2 separate regions of the Mus musculus genome follow, and region 1 is linked to region 2. The links are chromatin loops, found by intact Hi-C in ENCODE. Cell type or tissue: heart. All regions are shown on one strand. Links, peaks and the distances in the headings refer to the core of each region. The heading gives the core; the rest is flanking DNA. Region 1 holds the start of H3f3a (H3.3 histone A). Region 2 holds the start of Acbd3 (acyl-Coenzyme A binding domain containing 3).

Evidence for each region. A loop is a pair of places that touch in the nucleus more often than their neighbours do. Peaks named below come from ENCODE experiments on the same cell type or tissue, not always from the same donor. Only the 100,000 strongest peaks of a DNase experiment are listed, where the experiment ranks them.
Region 1: it touches region 2 in a loop (7-fold over the local background); 7 of 42 quality-filtered maps call a loop at or near these places.

Annotation. Positions count from the first base shown.
Region 1 is chr1:180,807,311-180,816,883 of GRCm38, forward strand. It overlaps H3f3a (H3.3 histone A), which reads right to left and starts at 6,295. Exons shown (of 4, transcript NM_008210.5): 1 at 6,161-6,295; 2 at 4,489-4,639; 3 at 2,807-2,960. The coding sequence starts at 4,616. In heart, for the core only: CTCF peaks have their summits at 3,794 (motif pointing left), 4,478 (motif pointing right) and 4,697; DNase peaks (open chromatin) are centred at 5,331, 6,401, 6,741, 8,398 and 1 weaker place; H3K4me3 peaks cover 4,472 bases; H3K27ac peaks cover 3,287 bases.
Region 2 is chr1:180,722,243-180,731,815 of GRCm38, forward strand. It overlaps Acbd3 (acyl-Coenzyme A binding domain containing 3), which reads left to right and starts at 3,801. Exons shown (of 8, transcript NM_133225.3): 1 at 3,801-4,136. The coding sequence starts at 3,860. In heart, for the core only: a CTCF peak has its summit at 3,849; a DNase peak (open chromatin) is centred at 3,689; H3K4me3 peaks cover 3,087 bases; H3K27ac peaks cover 2,004 bases.

The sequences.
Region 1 (9,573 bases), core at 1,078-9,077, 85 kb after region 2:
GTTCTGTGACAAGGTTTCCCTGTGCACACCCCGCCCCCCACCCTCGGTTTGCTGCCCCCCTCCCGCCTGGCTATCCTGAAGTTACACTGGCCTGAAACTTGAGAGTAGCCTGCTCATGCTGCTCAAATGCTGGGGTCATGAAGCACTACCACACCAGTGTGTCTAGGAAAGAAAGGACCACCTTATGCACTCCAGGCTAATCTTGAACTAGCTGTGTAGTGCAAACTGGTGTTGAGTACTAACTCTCCTTGCCACTCACTATTCATGTGAGTGTTGGCACTATAGACTAGCATGCCCTATCATGTCCACCTTAAATTGTGTAATTCTAAAGCCAAAAATAGAATACCTTGTTTTTAAGAGAGGTTTACTGCGTAGCCCAGGCTGGCTTTGAATTTACATCAACACCCCTGCCTCAGGCTCACATGTGCTGGAATTATAAAAGTTTTGAGTCATCAGGACAGATTAAAAAGCACTGTTTAGATAGAACCCTACCTCATCTGTTTCTATATCCTTTTTCCACAAGCAAATGACTATCTTCTTTTTTTGTCTCTGGTCCTAGGGACTAAACCTAGGATCTTATATATGCAGGAGAGAATAGGACTAATAGGCAGCAACTCTAACACTTATAGAACTTTAACCTTCCAACTAACCTATATCGCTCTCACAAATACAAGAAAAAACTTACAAGGAAGATCACTGTGTTCTTTCATTTTTACAAAAGGATCTCACTATGTATATGTTGGCCTGGCTAGCCTGGAAACAAGAGACCCATCTGCTTCTACCCCCACTCCCGTGTGCAGGATTAAAGACACCTGCCATGCCAGCAAGATTGCTCTTTTCAGAGCTATGGTGTAGCTGGTTAAGAGAGCTTGCCTAGCCAGGCAGCGGTGAACACCTTTAACCCTAGCACCTAGAAGGCAGAAACAGGAGTTAAGGCCAGCCTGGTCTACAGAGGGAGTTCCAGGCCAGCTAGGGCTACTGAGACCCTACCTTGGAGGGTAAGGAGGAAAGCTCGCCTACTATGCACATGCAATGGATATAATCCAAGCACCACATAAAGCAGATATGGAGCTCGCCTGTAATCCTAGTCTTCAGGGGCAGAGAGAATAGAGTTCAAAGTCACCCTTAACGACATACCTGGCTTTCAGAGCATAAACCTAAATAAACTCAAGTCATTAAAAAAAAAATGCAGGGGACATTAAAAAAATATATATAAAAGTGCATATTTTACTCAAAATCATGCTTACAGGTGATTATGTAACTAAATAATAGCAACAATGGATGTTTACTCATTAATAATTTTAGAAATGTTCCAGCCCAAATGTTTAGTAATTTCAGTAGACAAACAATTATTGAAAGTAAGGTTAAAAAAAAAAAGCTGGACTTACAAGTACAGTGATGTGTTAAGTAGAGCCTACTAACAGTAATTAGAAAACAAAAGTAGCTCATCTTGGGAATCTTAGTAAATGCAAAAGGAATTGATAAGCAGCTATTGGAATGGAAAAATAAAATTCTAAAGGAACAGTATGGGAAGATTTTGATAGTTGAAATTTCAGTAATTTCAACCCATGCAAATTTAATAGATGCCGATTCACCAATCAAATGCAGTTTAGCCTAACCATAGAAACAGCTCAACCAATCACACACCAGAGTAGAATCCACCTATCAAATCTTTCTCAAATATAAAAGCAAAAGCTAGGCACAGCAACAGTAATCTTTGAAATCCTCCAATGATGACGTGCAGTACTGCCCAGCAAGCTGCATTCCTACTTACTCTGCTTCTGACCCGCTGTGTCTGCCTGCGTGTGTGTGTCTGTGTGACGGGAACAGATCCTCAGAATTGGAGCTGCAGGGAGCTGTCATGTGCTTGCTGGGAATTGAACCCTGCACCTCTTATCCAGAGTGGTCACTGCAGCCCCACCTTTTCATAGTTGAGATACCAACACTCGTCAAGTCTTTTTGTGTTAATCTCAACTTTAATACTGTTGTAAGTTATTAGTGCTTCCACATACAATCACTCCAGATCACTGTTCCCAGCACCAGAACTGAGACTAAATTCAGCCTGTGTAATGTGATCTCTATGGTTGCCGCCAGCAAGCTCCATGTGCTCAGCCCCCTTCTTCTTCCCAGCAGTCAGTCCCAGGACCACCACCACTTCTGCGCATCCTTGAACACTGCCCACTCTAAGTATTAAACTGCACCCTCACTTGCTCTATATCTTTAGGACCAGGGCATTTCTCCATCAGCTGTTTGAAATGACCAAGAATGGACCTCTATCTAGCTCTCTATCCTAAAGTCTTGTAACATCCATAAACCAAGCCAGCTTTAGGCATTGCTTTCAACAAGGTTAAAAATTCTAAATGGTAATAACTGCATTAGGCTTTTGAACCAATTAGGATTTAGGTGTTTTTTTTTTTTTTTTTTTTTTTTTTTTTGGTTTTTCAAGACAGGATTTCTCTGTATAGCCCTAGCTGTCCTGGATCTTACTTTGGAGACCAGGCTGGCCTCGAACTCAGAAATCCGCCTGCCTCTGCCTCCCAAGTGCTGGGATTAAAGGCACGCGCCACCACCGCCCGGCAGGATTTAGGTTTTTATGTATGACCTTGAACCTCTCAAGGTTTGAGATTAAAGGTGTTCACCACCACTGCCCAGCCACCTTGAACCATTTAACTTTGAAATTTCATCAGGAGTAAATCAATTACCTTACAGGCTTTTAATGACAGCTACACGAAAACATGACGTGTAACTGCTCTTGGTACACAACAGGAACAAACAAAACTAGGGTCTTCCCCACCTACCCATTTACCTGCAAAGCACCAATAGCTGCACTCTGGAAGCGCAGATCTGTTTTGAAGTCCTGAGCAATTTCTCGCACCAGACGCTGAAAGGGGAGCTTGCGGATCAGAAGTTCAGTGGACTTCTGATAGCGTCTGATTTCACGGAGGGCCACAGTACCAGGCCTAAAAAGTTAACATTTAAGAAATTGTTACTAAGCCTATATGATATAAAGTGATCAGCTTTAAATAAATGCAGTAATTTTTAAAAAAGACCCACTCAACTATTCTTCAACACCAAATTTCACAGATCAGTTTTATGACCTGAATATTCAACCCTGTTAAGAAAAAGATCACCTTTAAAATAAAAAAAGCACGATAAGGCAGTTTATCAAAGCCATATATTCATTTTCACTTTCATGCACACACAGCCCATCAATCTGTGCTAAGACCTGAGACTTTGAGCTGGTTGTGGTATTCACACTTGTACCAGAGCTCAGGGTGCAAAGGCATGAGGTGTGACATAAGCCTCAGGTACATACTAAGTCCCAGGCAAGCCTGGGTTACATGAGCCCTGCCTTCTAAACATACAAAACGTGGGAACACATTAGCTCTTAGGCTGTTGGTAGAGGCTGCCTAGTCTCTTCTGAGGTCAGCATCACTTTCCTTTGGCCCATCTAAGACTTACATAATTCAACAATTCACTTCAGTGGGTCTTATCTCCCAGCATTCTAGCATCAGTCATAACTACATTTGAAAACTTGTTTGTGGTTTTTTTTCTTAATAAAAAAAATTTCTGCTCCCCACCCCCCAGGCAGGGTTTCTATGGATAGCCCTGGGTGGCCTCAAATTCAGAGACCTGCCTGCCTGCTGCATTTAAATGCCCCACCACTGCCCAGCCAAAAAAATGTTTTAAGTTACTGCCTATAGAATTATTTTCTAATTCTGACTTATTTCTTCTACTCTTGAGCTTTTCACTGTAAAATCTGTCTATGTAAATTTGGGCAACTTGTGCCCTCTAATGGCTGATGTCTTTAACAACACTGGTTATATCTAAATGAGGTAGGGAAAAACCCACCAAGTAAATATGACCATTGGGAACTTTACTGGTCTCCCTATCATAAGTCGTTACTTTACCACAAATGAGGAGCTGCCTAAAAGTGTATGACTTCACTAGTTAAAAAAAAGAAAAGAAGAGCCGGGCGTGGTGGCGCACGCCTTTAATCCCAGCACTCGGGAGGCAGGGGCAGGCGAATTTCTGAGTTCTAGGCCAGCCTAGTGAGTTCCAGGACAGCCTGGGCTACGCAGAGAAACCCTGTCTCGAAAAACCAAAAAAAAAAAAAAAGAAAAAGAAAAAGAAAAGAAAAGAAAAAAAAGAAAAAGGGCCATATAAAAAAATATTAACGTGTCCTATTACTAGTTGACTATACTAGAGGGCTGGAGAGATTGCTCAGCAGTTAAGAGCACTAGTTGACTATACTATGACTTTTTAGGCTTTTAGATCAGATTACAGCTTCAAAATGTAATGTTATCTATCAAACTGAATACTAAGATACATGTGTTCACAAACATATGCATACATATTCAAGTAGTAATAATCATTCAAAAGAGAGAAACATCTTTTCCCCATAGCAAAAAGTATGACTATCTTCCTGTTAAATTACACGGACATACTGCTTAGACACTATCCCACTGCTCGACGTTTTAGAAATACCTGTAACGATGAGGTTTCTTCACCCCTCCAGTAGAGGGCGCACTCTTGCGAGCGGCTTTTGTAGCCAGTTGTTTCCTGGGTGCTTTACCACCGGTGGATTTGCGGGCAGTCTGCTTTGTACGAGCCATGGTAAGGACACCTCCTTACTTACCTATCAGTGTTTAAAAAACAAAAAATATCGGATTCAACTAAAACATAACAGTATTCCTGCCAGAACCCCCCCCCCCCAAATCTGGAAATTAATCAGTATGGGGGAGGGGGGGGGACTGTTATATAATTAGTTTGGAAGGGCGCGGATTACATCTATCGCCCAAACATGATTTAAAACAAACTAGAAAATTGTCAGCATTTATACTTTATAAAGCTATTTCCGAGCGATAAAACAGCCAAAACCAGAGAGACGCCCCCCACCATGGCTTTCGATCCAATTCATTTAATTAAAGTAGAAATTAGAAACGTCTGCAAACATTCGATCACAAACAAGTCAAATGAACGAAGCCACAAACACAGAAAGGTCGAGTCAAATTACAGCCAAAAAAAAAAAAAAGAAAAAGAAAAAAAAGAAAGAAAAAGGTTTCAGCGCCCCCCCCCCGCTCGGTTTGCTGCCCCCCTCTCGCGCCTGGCAGTTGGGTTGCTGTAAATATCTAAAAACATTCTTGAGGTTTGTTTCTTTATAGTTATGTTGACAAAAAGGCGTCTCGAAATGCAAGAACAACAGCCATCGCCAGTGAGCATTCCACAAAGCCCGTCCCCCTCCCGGGCTTCGCTATGGAAGCCGACTGCCCCGCACCCAGGCTTAATTAGCGCTCGACACCGGCCGCCCGGCCCACCCAGCACCACATAAACTTTTGGTTCTGCCTCCCCTGGGTCCCTAGGTTCGGGGTACCGGACCTGCCCGTCTCGGTCCCCGCACCCCGCGCTGGCAACGAGCGACTCGGCTCCCGAAGACTAGCACAAAATGGAAACAATTGGAAACGTATCCGATTCCCTTCCAGAGAGACAAACAGCAAATCGTTCGAAAATACCCCATCCCCTGCCACGTGCCGCTCTCCAAAAATGCAAAAGTTCTTTTTTTTTGTTTTCTGCATTTCATAAGCATCGTTTCTTTTTCTCCAAAAAAGGCAAAAAAATGTTCTTAAAATTTTTTCCTTCCATTTTAAAATGGGGAAGAGAGAAACGGGGGGAAAAAAAATATGGTCGGTGACCAGAGAAGAGAGACAAGATGGTGAAGCTCAGGCACAACTGTGGAGAGGCAGCAAAAAGCGAGTTAGCCCGGGGTGGAAAGCGGCGGCGATTTTACCCCCTTTGCGCCCGAAAAACTGGGGCCTGGGACCCGGAGGCGGCAGTTAAGAGGCTCGCGCGGGACATGGTGAAGGTCTGGGGTCCCGGGAAGGGGCAGCGGGAGGGATTTCACCGAAGAAAGAGGAGCCCGCGGCGCCGGAGGGAGACAGGCTCGACGCCGCGGCGGTGCCACTGCTGGGCTGAGACGGAGAGACCGGGGAGCCGCCGCCGCCACCGCCCGCGGAAGGCAAACTCGCTCCCCATCTCCATTTCTGCGCCAAAAAGTTTGCGGGTCGAGCCCGGGGGGACTGTGGGTGCCTCCGTGGGCCCCTACGAGGCCGACGGCGAGCGGAGCCCGGCTCCGGGAAGGCGGGCAAACGGAGAAACTTACCCCCCTTCTCCTTCGGCTGGAGCTCGGCAAGCGAGAGGCGGCGCTGGCGTTGGAGAGCGGCAGCGGCGCGGCGAAGGCTGCGAACACAATTGAAAGATGGCTGACACCGAGGCTTTCCCCTACACACGCCGCCCCGCCCCGCGCCGCGCTCCAGCCAATCACACACAATGGAGGGAAGGCTCGGCCCCGCCCAGGGCCCCCGCGCGCCCCGCCCCTCCCCTCCCCCCGCGCGCTCGTTCGCTGGCGCGCGCTCGCTCCTCCCCCGCGCGCCGCCCGCCCATTCCTCCCGCCGCCTCTCGCGGTGTGTACAAACACAAAAGACACGCCGAGGGGCCCGCCGAGGGGCCGTCTGCCCTAGTCCGTCCCCGGCCCACACTCCCTCCCCGTCGGACGCAGGCGTTAAGTGAGCCCCCGAAGCCCAGCTTTGGGGTGCACAGCGGGGGGTGTGGGGGCGGGGAGGGCGGCGCGGGCTGCGGACCAGCGCCCGGCCTGCGGGGGGAGGGGCATCGCCCCCGCGCGCGCCCCCGAGGTTCCCGGCCCGTGTGGGGGCGGGGAGAAGGCCGGGACCGTACGGTCGCCGCGCCCCAGTTGAAAACGCGCCCAAGCGGGAAGCTAGCTGGCAAAGTGGAAGCCCCAGTCCCGCGCCCACTTTCGGACCGCGCGGCGCGCCAGGGGCGGGGGACCCGCGGGCCTCTTCCCGCCTTCGCTCCCCGCCGAGCGCGGGCCGGTCCGGAGGCTCGGGCCAAGTCGCCTGAGGACAAGTCGGTCGCAGACTCTAGCCCCGGGAGAGGAGGGGCAGCCTGCGGGGCAGTGCGGAGACTGTCAGCGCGTCGCAGGTGGTGGCACCGGGGCCGAGGGACAGGGCTCGCCCTCTTCCTAGGCCGCGGTTCTTGGTGCAAGATGGCTGTTATTTTGTAAGCCTCTGAGACAATGTGCAACACAGCTGTAGCAGTCTAAGGCAGAGTAGGCCTTTCCACCCCTTCGCTGTTTGGAGGAGCGCTGCAGAAATCTCGTGACATAAGAGTCTAATGTCAGACACAGGAGGCTGAAACGGCAGGTAGAAGGAAAAGCTGTTTCCCGCTTTCCTTCTGCCCAGTAGCTTGGGCAACAGACTGCATAGCTCAAGTTCTCATTAAGTGACCCACAAACATCTGAACCGTCCCCAGGTGGTATTGACCAGGCTACACAACTCTGGGTGAAGGCTTTCGGTAGAAGAGTCACAAAGGTCCCGTAGGGTACTGATGAAGGACAGTAGCATACATGTAATCTGAAGACCTCTCAAAGCAGTCTTATCATGAACATTATCCTGAAACAGATATGTGGAAATCAGATATGAGAGAAGAAATGGATTTGGCCAAGGTCACTGAACTGAGGAACAGACCCTAGAGGGAAAAAAAACAACAACCCAGGCCTCCTGTTTCATTATTATTTAATGAGTGTTAAGTGTTGATGAACACATGCAATCTGCGATACTACCCTAAATGCACATATGCAAAAAACCCTCCACAGAGCTGCCAGTGAAAAATTCCTATAATTTGAGCCAAGAAGCATTTTTTCCCCTCTTGCTTGTTTGTGTTTTGTTTTCAGGAAACTAAAATATTTGTTGCTGGATTTATCCAAGAAGGCTGTTACATATCAATTGAATCAGTCATATCTTCAAGAAATGTTAGCTTGTCATAGATAGTACTATCTATGTATGCTAGGTTTCCTCATACATTCTTCCTGGCTTTAAGCAGATGTTTCTAAGGGATGGAAGGACCTTGTCTGGTGAACTACTTCGTGTGGATTGTGGGTTCTGTGAACCGACTGAAGTTGCCCATCTCTGACATGGAAATAGTAGTTACTTGTGTGATGGTAGTCCGCAAGCTCTTTCTGGAAATATGACTGGTTATCCTCTTAGTAATCAGGAAGTTTCCAGATTTGCCATATATATATATATGCCATATATATATATATATGGCATGCCAATTCTGCTCCGAACAATTTTTGGAAGACTGGGAGTGCTTCAGTGAACAGCACCGGTACCGGTCCAGCCCTGATTGAGTCCTTCTCTAGAAGCATCGCCTTGCACAGGGAAGCTGCACTTGGCCAGGGGACAGGATGCTTTGGAGCCCCGAGGATGGCAAACGACTGTAGCTAATAGAAACAGGCTTTATTTCCAATTCATGGCGCCGCTAGGAGAGCTGCTCCTGGGGGGGAGAAAAAGCCTTTTTCTTTTCAAGGATTCTTAAGGGGCACCAGAGGTTAGTCTTTTGTTGTCTTAGAGTCTCCCCGTGTAGCTCTTGGTTTAGCCTGGAACTGACATGTAGACATGTAGACCAGCGGGCTGGCCCCCACCTCCCAGGGATCTGCCTGCTTTCTAAGTGCTGGGATTAAAGGCACATGCCAACAGCCCCAGAGGACAGACTCCACTCCTGGAGCTCAGCCACCCCTCAACATTTGGAGTTTATCGTAATGGAAAGAGGGGAGCAAGAGCTTAAAATCAGGTTAAAATCTTTGCCTAGAATAAGATAATTATGGCCGCTAATTAGGATTTGCTTATAAGTGAAAGGATAGGATAAATTGGCAAAGCTAGATGTGATGGTGCATGCCTATAATCCTAGCAGTTCAGAATCAGACCCGGGAGGACCTTTGGGAGTAGGAGGTTAGCCTGCTCTCCGGACGGTGTCCCAAACCTGTTAAGTCTACATGGGAAGACCATATCAAAAAGTCAAAAACAATGCCAGCCACTTCATTCTTCTTGCTCACTAAGCACAAAAAACTGCTGCCTGTTGGAGATGTTTCTGAGCACTTACCACCCTTTTCTTTGAGGTGTTGATTTAAATCTGTTGTTTGTTTATGGTCTGTTTCCTGCCAGTAAGAATATAAACTCTAGGAATACTGTTGCCTGTTTCTTCTACTGAAGCATTGTCCCGCTGCATACATACTAACACATTGGGTTGGAGTCCTTTTTCTTTCATTTCTTTCTTTGTTTTTGAGACAAGGTTTCTCTGTGTAGCCCTGGTTGTCCTGGAACTCACTCTGTAGACCAGGCTGGCCTCAAACTCAGAAATCTGCCTGCCTCTGCCTCCGAGTGCTGGGATTAAAGTCGTGTGACACCACACCCAGCAGAGTCCTTTTTCTATTAGCTGTAATCATTGGGAAATCTCACCCACTCCATGGAAGTTGTCATACACTAAAATATATGAAATAGCACAATTAACTCCCATGTACCCATTATATTGACCCAGACCAATTTTGTGTTCCTTCTTTTGACAGGGTCTCACTATGAAGCTCACACTGGCTTTGGACTCATGATCCTCTGCCTCACTCTGGCATAGGCCATGACAACCCAGCTCTGGTAAGCCTTTTGAATCTCATAACCTATAGATTCTCCCTGTGTTCATGCTTTGTTGAAAAGCATGTCATTCGTC
Region 2 (9,573 bases), core at 707-8,706:
GCCAGCCTGGACTACAGAGTAAGTCCCAGTACAGCCAGGGCTATACAGAGAAACCCTGTCTCAAAAAAGAAAGAAAGAAAGAAAGAGAGAGAGAGAGAGAGAGAGAGAGAGAGAGAGAGAGAGAGAGAGAAAGAAAGGAAGAAAGAAAGAAAGAAAAAATAGCTCAATGTCATTCTTCAATAAATAACAGGTTTTAGGCCAGTCTGGGCTGTATGTAACTCTCTCTCAGAAAGCAAGCAGGAAGGGAAGGAGGGAGGGAGGGAGGGAGGGAGGGAGGGAGGGAGGGAGGGAGGGAGGGAGGGAGGGAGGGAATGAATTCCAAGTGTGGTGTGGTGGCACACACCTGTAACATCAGCCATCAGTAGACTGAGGAAGATTTGCCTAAGGTTGGGAACAGCTTGGGCTACACAGGGAGTTTAAAGCCAGCCTGACATACATGAGAAAGCTGCCTCATAAAAAACAAAGCTGCCTCATAAAAACAAAGCAAAACAAAACACCCCAGAAGTGAGGGGATGCTCTGCGCAGGCAGGGAGGAGCATAGTGCCAGCTGTAGGGAAATTCTGTCTTATCACTTAGCTGTAGAGCTTCTGGAACACTTTTGAAGAGATAAACTAACCTAAACCCATCCACATTGCATGATAAAACCAGGGAAGAGATGAGTTCTCCTTCTAGTTAGAGATGGTGAGGTAGGTGTGTGTGGGAGAGAGAGAGAGAGAGAGGTCAGGGGGGGAGAGAGAGGGAGAGAGGGGGAGGGAGCCCAGGTTGGCCTTAAACTCGGTATGAAGCAGAGGATGACCTTAAACACTTCTTTCCCTTTCTCTCCTTTGTGCTAGGCTTTCAGCTATTTCCCGAAATGCCCAGCCTCTCTTCTGTCTAAAGAAGCCACACACACCTGCTATGGTGTTGCAGACAGAATGTCATGTCTAACCCCCATGTAATGACACTCTAATGTAGTGTTAGGGAAGCTCATATGGTTATCACCCTCATGAGCTAACCATCCTTAGAGGCCACAAAGAGCTTCTCCGTTCTTTCCACTGTGTGAAACTATTAACAAGAACATGGATGCATACAGACCAGAAAGTGGGCCCTTAACCAGTGTCGGGTGACAAAACCTTTCCTGGGGAGGTAACACACAGGTCTACTCACCCCAGATTGGGATCCCACAACAAACCAAAGCACAGATACCACCCAAATCCAACTTGGTGAACTATGAGTTTTATTGGAGTTGCTTATAGGAATATAGGTGAGGGGTTCTTACAGAGCAGAAATGACACTTGCATCTCTAAGGCTGACCCTAGCATGGGTGACAGCTCACAAGACTGGGAACCTGAAGCTCACTGCATAGGCTGCAGGCAGCTCAACAGTTAAAGAGGGTCCTTCCAGGTGCAGCAGTTGGTCTAAATGTCTTCCAGGCAGGGCTGCTGGTCTGCTTATTCCAGGCAGCTGATCTGGTCTCAAAGTCTCCTTCTTAGCTCAGCTCTCTTTTGATCTGAGGTGAATTACTCTGACCAGAGGGATCTATTGAATCTGGTCAGTTTCAGAAACTTCCTGAAGCTATTTTGAGTTGTTTGCCTCCCTGCTTAAGGAGCTTCCTGTAGGACAGACTGTTTTAATCTTAAGAGGAAGCTGCTACACACCAACCAGACTTCAAAACAACCAGTGTTTTGATCTTGAGCATCTCAGCTGTAATAACTGTCAGAAACAAAGAGCTGTTAGTTATAAACCACCCAGGCTGTGGTATGTAGTTAGAGTGCAGAAGCAGCCTAAGAGAAGTGACCAGACAGATAACTACAGCAATCAATCTTGTCATGTGACCCGTGATAACAGCTTGGACAGTCTCTGTCACATAAGACAGTAAATGGCTGTGAACTTAGGGCACATCTTAAAACCTGCATAACACCAGCTAATATCATTAACCACCAGCATTAGGCCCATAGCCAGTAGATTGCTTCATTTTAAGGTAAGCCAGAAACCTGATGATATGACATTAAAATTCCAGATTTTAACAGGCTACCAAACAGTTCAGATTTAAAGTAGATACCAATTGTTCTAGTCAACTCCAGGGACACACTCTACCCTGTGAGCTCCCCTTAGGGTAAGGGCTCTTGTATATTTTAATGTTGCACATAATGGTGGTCACATTTTATTAAAAACTACCAGCCAGCAAAGCCTTTCTGATTTTTTGTTTTGTTTTGTTTTGTTTTGTTTTGTTTTGTTTTGTTTTGTTTCAAGACAGGTTCCTCTGTGCAGCCCTGCTGTTCTGGAACTCATTTTATAGATCAGGCTGGCTTTGAACTCAAAGATCTGCCTGCCTCTGCCTCCCAAGCACTGGGATTACAGGTGTGCAATCCTCCCCAACTCCTTTACATTTTGCTTTACACACTACTGTACTTTGGGAATGGAATGCCCCCCAAAGGCCATGTATTGAAGTCTTGGGTCCCATGTTGACACTATACAGAGGTGACAGAAACTTCAAGATGGGTTAGTAGGCTCTCTGGTGATGTCACAGCCTCTTGAAACACATATTAACACATAGTTTCATGACTCCAGTGTTTTCAACAAACCAAGAGGAAACAGAAGCTAGGGAACCCGCTCACAGGTGCTGAGGCAGAAGGTACCTTCCAGCAGCCTGGCCATACTATTGTGCTCTGGCACGGACTCACCTCCTGGACCATGATGCCGAGGGGTAGGACACGACTACTGTCCTTTGTATTTTCCATAGTATATGATATACAAGGTAGTCCTTAAATCATGTTGAGCTGAACTGATACTGTATGTAATTGAAGTGTGCTTTCATCCATTCATTCAGCTCAATGAAAGAGCCCTAAGCTGGAGTGCTTGCCCAGTGTATGCATGAAAATCTTACAATTTTTCACTTTTAATGAATTGGAAGACTCTGCTACGGAACCAAAAATCCCAGAATACAGCACTCGAGAACAGAGGGAGGTGGGTTTCTATGAGTTTGAGGCTAGTCTGGTCTGACCTTCATAGTGACAGGACAGCCAGGGCTATGTAGCTTACAACCATGTCTCAAAAAAAACAAAAGCAAACAGAAAGGAGAGTGCTATGTACTCTGGCTGTTTCTCCTTAACTACCTCCTACTTTCTTATACCCGACACTGCAGAGATTCTGTCTTCTGGTCCTACACTTTCGTGGCATGGATAGCTGAATTGGCCTCATGCTGTCCTTATTGCTAGTCCTGATGGCTTGCACATGTAGTCAAAGCCCTCGGGAGATTAAGGCAGGAGGACCAAGGGCAACCTGAGCTAACGAGTGAGTTCAAAGTCAGCCTGAGCTACATAGCAAAAAATAAAATAGTCAACCGTTCCCTCCCTTAGGAGAACGAACATAAATTAAGGGAGAGGACAAACACTGCAGGGGACGAAAGCCTGATTTCTACTTTAAAATGAAGACGGCAGTTGCTCTGACCGTCTGGCAGTTGCAAGAGACTCCGTAACTGGCCTGCAACTTCCCAACAGCGACTCTGCACAGATGTCTCTGCAGTTGTCCCCTGCAGGGTCGGACGCGACCAGCAGCCACCCCCAACACCGCTGCTTGGGGTTCACCTCACACACCCCCGACCAACGCGGACCGCCACGAACCCCACGGGACGTCCCGGCTCCCTGGGACGGCCACGGCGGTGGGGTGAGCCTCTCTCCGAGAGGGGCGTGAGGTCCCCAGCAAGCCGAGGGCACGGGAGGGCGTGGCCCACACGCTCGGGGGCGGGGCACCCGGCGCTTTCAAACCCCAGCCGCCTTGGCGGCGGAAGTTCCGGTGTCGGCGAGCGGAGGTGAGAGGTCAGCAGGAAGTCGATACGTGGCCGCCGCCTGTCCCCGCCGAGGAGGCGCTGCGAGCGGAGATGGCGGCGCAGCTGAACGTAGAGCAGCTCGAGGTGTCGCTCGACGGTCTCACGCTGAGCCCGGACTCGGAGGAGAGGCCCGGCGCGGAGGGGGCCCCGCCGCAGACGCCGCCGTCCTCGGCCCCGGGGAATGGACTGGGCTCCGGCGCCTCGGGGCAGCAGCGGGAGCCCGGGGAGGCGGCGGCTGAGGGCGCGGCCGAGGAGGCGCGGCGGATGGAGCAGCACTGGGGCTTTGGCCTGGAGGAGCTTTACGGCCTGGCGCTGCGCTTCTACAAAAGTGAGCGGGTCACTCGCCCCTGCGGGACTGCGGGCCGGCCATGCCTGCCCCACCCACCCGAGCTAGGCCGGGGTGACCGGAGCGCCGGTCCGTCCTTGGTGGCACCGAGAGTTTGTCACTGCCGGTCCGGCCCCTGGTCACACCCCTGAGAGACCTAGAACCCTGGTTTAGCAGCCCGTGTCGCCTAGTTGCTGGGGCGTTCCACCTGGTTTAAGTTTTCTGGTTTCCACGAGCTAGAGTGGACAGGAGCGCGCGCTCCCCGGGGCTCCTATTCTGGGATGGATTTCGCCTTTTTGTTATGTATCGGTTTTTCACGGCTCACGACAACATCGAAGCGATTTTTAAAGAGAGAAAAAAAAACTATCTTAGTGGAAGAAAATTGTATTGGGTCCCACACATCCCTTTTCTAGCCTTGTAAACCGTGAGCGTGTGTGGGACATGATCATTAGGCGATAGGGATGTGGCGAAGGATGAAGTAAAATACTAAGTTCATTTATTCCCTTTTGCCTGAGTGAGTAAGTGATGGCCACTGTGTTCTAGTAACTTCTAAGTGGCTAGGAAATTCTACCATGGAAGTGAATGATGAAGACTAAAGCGCGAAGTTCTCGTTCTCTCTCTCTCTCTCTCTCTCTCTCTCTCTCTCTCTACTGTTTCTTAAAACAAAATTGTGATGTGCGGTGATTTCCTGCCTTTTTTCTTCTCTAGTTAATACTGGAGGTAACAGTCACAAGATTTGGTCAGTGGGAAAGAGCTTGACTCATAGTCTGATTCTTAAAGGCTATTTAGGTTCTTGCGTGGGAAAACAAAGCAAGATAAGGGCAAATGAAACTTTAAAGGGGTTGCTAGGTTCCACCTGCATTCTAGAACCCCATATTTATGACAAGCTTCCCAGAGTTAGGGCTTTCGGATTGCCTAGTTCACCAGCTAAAGTTGAGTTGTTCACTGTAGTGACCCGTGTGAAGGTAGTTTTATTTTTAAATCAACTTTCATTGTGCAAACTAGGTGAGATTCTATGAAACTTTCCAGAACAATAAATGGTTACTCTAAATTCATAGTATTTTAAAGTTTACCCTTGAGCTGTTCTTTGCCATGGCTGGAGGAGTTCAGCCTTTCCTGTGTGGTAATGAGTTTAGGATCACTTTAACTCTTGAGTCGCCGATTTGATTTTAGAGTTTGTCGTAAATAAATGCGAATCCACTGGTTTCTGTACAGTTCACATAGCAGTGCTTGCCCTTAAAAGTTAATTTTTGGAACTTGCATTTTAATAACATAAGCTGCAAGAAACAGGGACAAACCAACTTTAACTCTCTCTCTCTTTTTTATTTTTTAAGAATTTTTAATTTTTGTGAGTGAGTGAGTGTGTATGTATCAGTGTCAATGTGGGTCCCCCAGGAGACCAGAAGTGTTGGATCTCCTGGGGCTGGAGTCACAGGAAGTTCTGAACTGCCTGACTTGGGTATTGAGAATTGAACTAGGGTCCTTGGGAAGAGCATTGTGCATTCTTTACCAATGAGATATGGCTCCAGAGCCAGAAAGAACCAACTTCTATTCTAATCTTTGATTTTGCTGCATGGGAAACAAAGGGAGTGGAGAGGTATTTCATCTGAGCCCATCTATTTTGAAAATAGCAGTATCTTCGTAAAGAGAAGAAAACACTGAGATGGTGTCTCACACTTAATCCCAGAACTAGGCAGGCAGAGGCAGGTGGATCTCTGTGAATTCGAGGCCAGCCAGGCCAGCACAATTCTGGGACAGCCAAAGCTACATAGCAAGAGCCTGTCTTAAAACAACAGTTAACAAAAACCTAAACAAACTGATTAACTAACTTAAAAAATTGTGTAACGGGCAGCAAATTTAGCATTGTGGGTCAGGAGCCTCATTCTAAATTATTGTTGCTATATAAATTCCTAGAAATTTAACTGCGAGAATCAAGCTCTACATAGAGAAGCTGGATTATGTAACACTGGACTCACATTTAAAATTTAATTATTTAAACAGATTATTTTAAATTGCCTTCTGAGTGGCAAGAGTCTTTGGAGAACCCATATTGATTAGTCACCTTACAGAAGGAAGTGCATCAATGGGGATAGTTTGCTCAGTTCCTAAATGCTCAAAGCTGTTCAGGCACTTTTCTGTGTGGATTATTACTTGGCAATAACAGTGAGAGGCTGCTGTAAGTATATCAGGCACTAATTCAAAGAGAGAAAAGCATATAAAAGCAGAATTAATAGAACCCGGGGTGGATCCAACAAGGCTGCTTTGTTTTTTCTGGTGTGTATGTGTGCGTTTTCTGTGTAGAAGTCACAGGACAACCTTGGGCGTGGTTCTCCTTGAGAAGGGATCTCCTTTGCTGCTTTGTACACCAGTCTAGCCATGTGCCATGAGTGGAGATTTTCTTGTCCTAGCCTCTCTTTATGTAAGAGGGCTGAGTTTAGAGATATCCACTATTTTATGTGTCTTGATTATTTTTTTAAAGGAGGTCTGAACTTATTAGGTCCTCATGCTTTTTTTTTTTTTTAAGATTTATTTATTTATTTATTTATTTAATGTATATGAGTATATTGTAGCTGTACAGATGGTTGTGAGCCTTCATGTGGTTGTTAGGAATTGCGTTTTTAGTACCTCTGCTTGCTCTGTTCATGTTCACTCTGGCCCAAAGATTTATTATTATACATAAGTACACAGTAGCTGTCGTCAGATCTCGTTATGGGTGGTTGTGAGCCACCTGTGGTTGCTGAGATTTGAACTCAGGACCTTTGAAAGAGCAGTCAGTGCTCTTAACCACTGAGCCATCTCGTCAGCCCCATCCTCGTGCTTATACAGCAAATAAATGCTGAGCCATCTTCCCCAACTCCACCCTTCTTTTTAGATTACATTTTATCTTCTGTGGACTAAATTTAATCTTGAAAGCAAGATTATTTTCTATTGATAATAGCTGGAGAAGTCAGTTAGTAGGGTGCTTGCCTATCTGGCTTTAGGACCTGGTTTCTATCAACAACACCATATAAGCAAGCTATGGTGTGGCAGGCCTGAAATTGCAATACTCAGGAGGTGAATGTGAAGTTTAAGGCCACTCTCAGCTACATAGTGCAAGAACGCTCTGGAATAGGTACATGAAATACCCCACCCGCCCACCGCCAAAAAGTGTTTTGTGTTACATACTTATAATAGTGATGATCATAAACCTGTGATGAACTACTGTATCAACAACTCTTGAGGTTTTTTTTTTTTTGCTAAAGTGAAAGTGAAATGCTTTCCTAGTGTATATAACATAGCATATATAGCTAGGCCCTGAGTTCTGCCCCAGGGGATGGGATGTGTAAATAACAGACAGGTGTCCTTTATGATGAAACTGTAAATTGGTGTTTTACTATGTAAACATCAGGAGGCTTTATACCCTTATTGTGGATAAAGGCTTAATGCTAGGATGCTGCTGTGTGAATGGTACAATCGTCTTTGTCTTCGCTCTTAAGGAGCATGGAGGCAAAAGACTTAAAGGGCCAGTTGACACCTGCAGAGCAAGTGTGGGTTGAGGAAATAGTGCCACTCCAGAAAGGACAGTGGAGAGGGCATGGGGCCTGGCATGTGTGTCTGGGAAATGGAAAACAGGAGGTAGTTTGATGAATCGATGAGAAGGTTGAATACAGGTCCTAGAAGCATTTAATGAAGTTGTATATAGTTTAGCCTTTTTGTTAGATGAAGAACCAGGAAGGTTTTTCAAAAGAGGAAAGAAGTTGCTCTTAATTCTACTTTAGCAAGATTGAGCTAGGCTTTCCTAGCCTTTTATGTTAGGTCCTAAAGAATTCCACTTTATACTTCTGGGACGGAGTTAACTTGTTTTTGTTGAGTTATTCAGGGTTTAGTTTTTTCCTTTTCAAAAACTCACTTGCTGTTACATTTGTCTGGTAGATTGGTTGCATTGATTTATGATCTCAAACTAATGGTTGTCAGTGGTTACAGAGCAGATGTTTACTAGATGTCAGGTGAAAGCTGCGTGCATACTATTTTACCTAATCCTTCCTTGAGGGTTCTATGCTATCTATGTCTCTTAGTGGAGGGACCTGGCTTAGGCCATTCACTTCATGTACGAGGAAAGGCTGATCTCTCTCTGGTTTTAGGCAGTTCTACCCCTGCAAAAGGTGACAGTAGATAGGACCCTGCTTTCTGGTAATATACTGAGGGAAAGAATTCAGAAGTACTATCAAGTTACTTTATTACTTGAATGTTTTCGGCATGAAAGTATTAAGAACTAGTGCAATGATCTGAGTTGGTTCTGTTTGATTTAGATTTATTTTATTTGCATGAATGTATGTGTACCACTTATTGCCTGCTGCCTGTAGAGGTCAGAAGAAGGCATTGGATCCCCTGGAAATGAAGTTACAGATGGTTTTGAGCCACCATGTGGGTTCTGGGAATGGAACCCAGTTCTTCTGACAAAAGAGCCAATACCTTTAACTGCTGAGCCAGTTCTCCAGCCCTCCTTATCAAGTCATTTGTCTAGCTTTTTAAAATCTGATGGTATGGGTGGCTTCAACTGCAGTGTCTTTAATTAGTGAAGTTGAATACCCATGTAGATGTTTATTGGCAACTTCTGTGTCTTTTGCCTTTTTCTCCCTGTTCATATAGTTCAATTCATGTTTTTCCCCACCTTTGAGACAGTTTTCTCTATGTAGCCTTGGCAGTTCTCAAAACTCAATGCTCATAGACCTCTCTGCCTCCTGAGTGCTGGGTCTAGGGGCTTGTGCCAGCACTGCCTAGCTTTTTTCATCCATACTATGTGTGCATGGATGAAACTTGTACATAGCTTGTACTCAGTTCTTTTATAATTTTGTATTTTTTGGTGAGGGCAATGTCATGGCACGGGATCAGGGACAGCTTGAGTCAGTTCTTTCCTTCCACTATGTGGATTAGGACCCAACTTGAGGTTGTCAGATTAGCTGCTGAGCCATCTTGTCAGCTGGGTTTTTTTAATTTTGTAGTCCATTTTTACTAGAATCAATTAAAAACTATTAAGACTGTTATAATGGGGGGGGGGTATTTAAAGATTATCATTTTACCAGGGCTCAGTTTTATACTGTTTTCTAACAGTAGTTAGGTAGTTACTTTTTGTCAGACTAGCTTAATTCTGCCTTTCTTTTTCTTTTATTTATTTTTCAGAAACACAATCTCGCTCTGTAGTCTAGGCTGACCTTGATTTTACTGGGTAGCTTATATTGTCCTCAAACTCATGGCAATCCTCCTGCCGCAACTGGGATTATAGGTGTATGTCATCATCTTTGACTTTTCCTTCTTTCTTTTTTTGTTTTGTTTTGTTTTACGAGACAGGGTTTCTCTGTGTATCCCTGGCTGTCCTAGAACTCACTCTGTAGACCAGGCTGGCCTTGAACTCAGAGATCCGCCTGTCTCTGCCTCCCAAGTGCTGGAATTAAAGGCATGT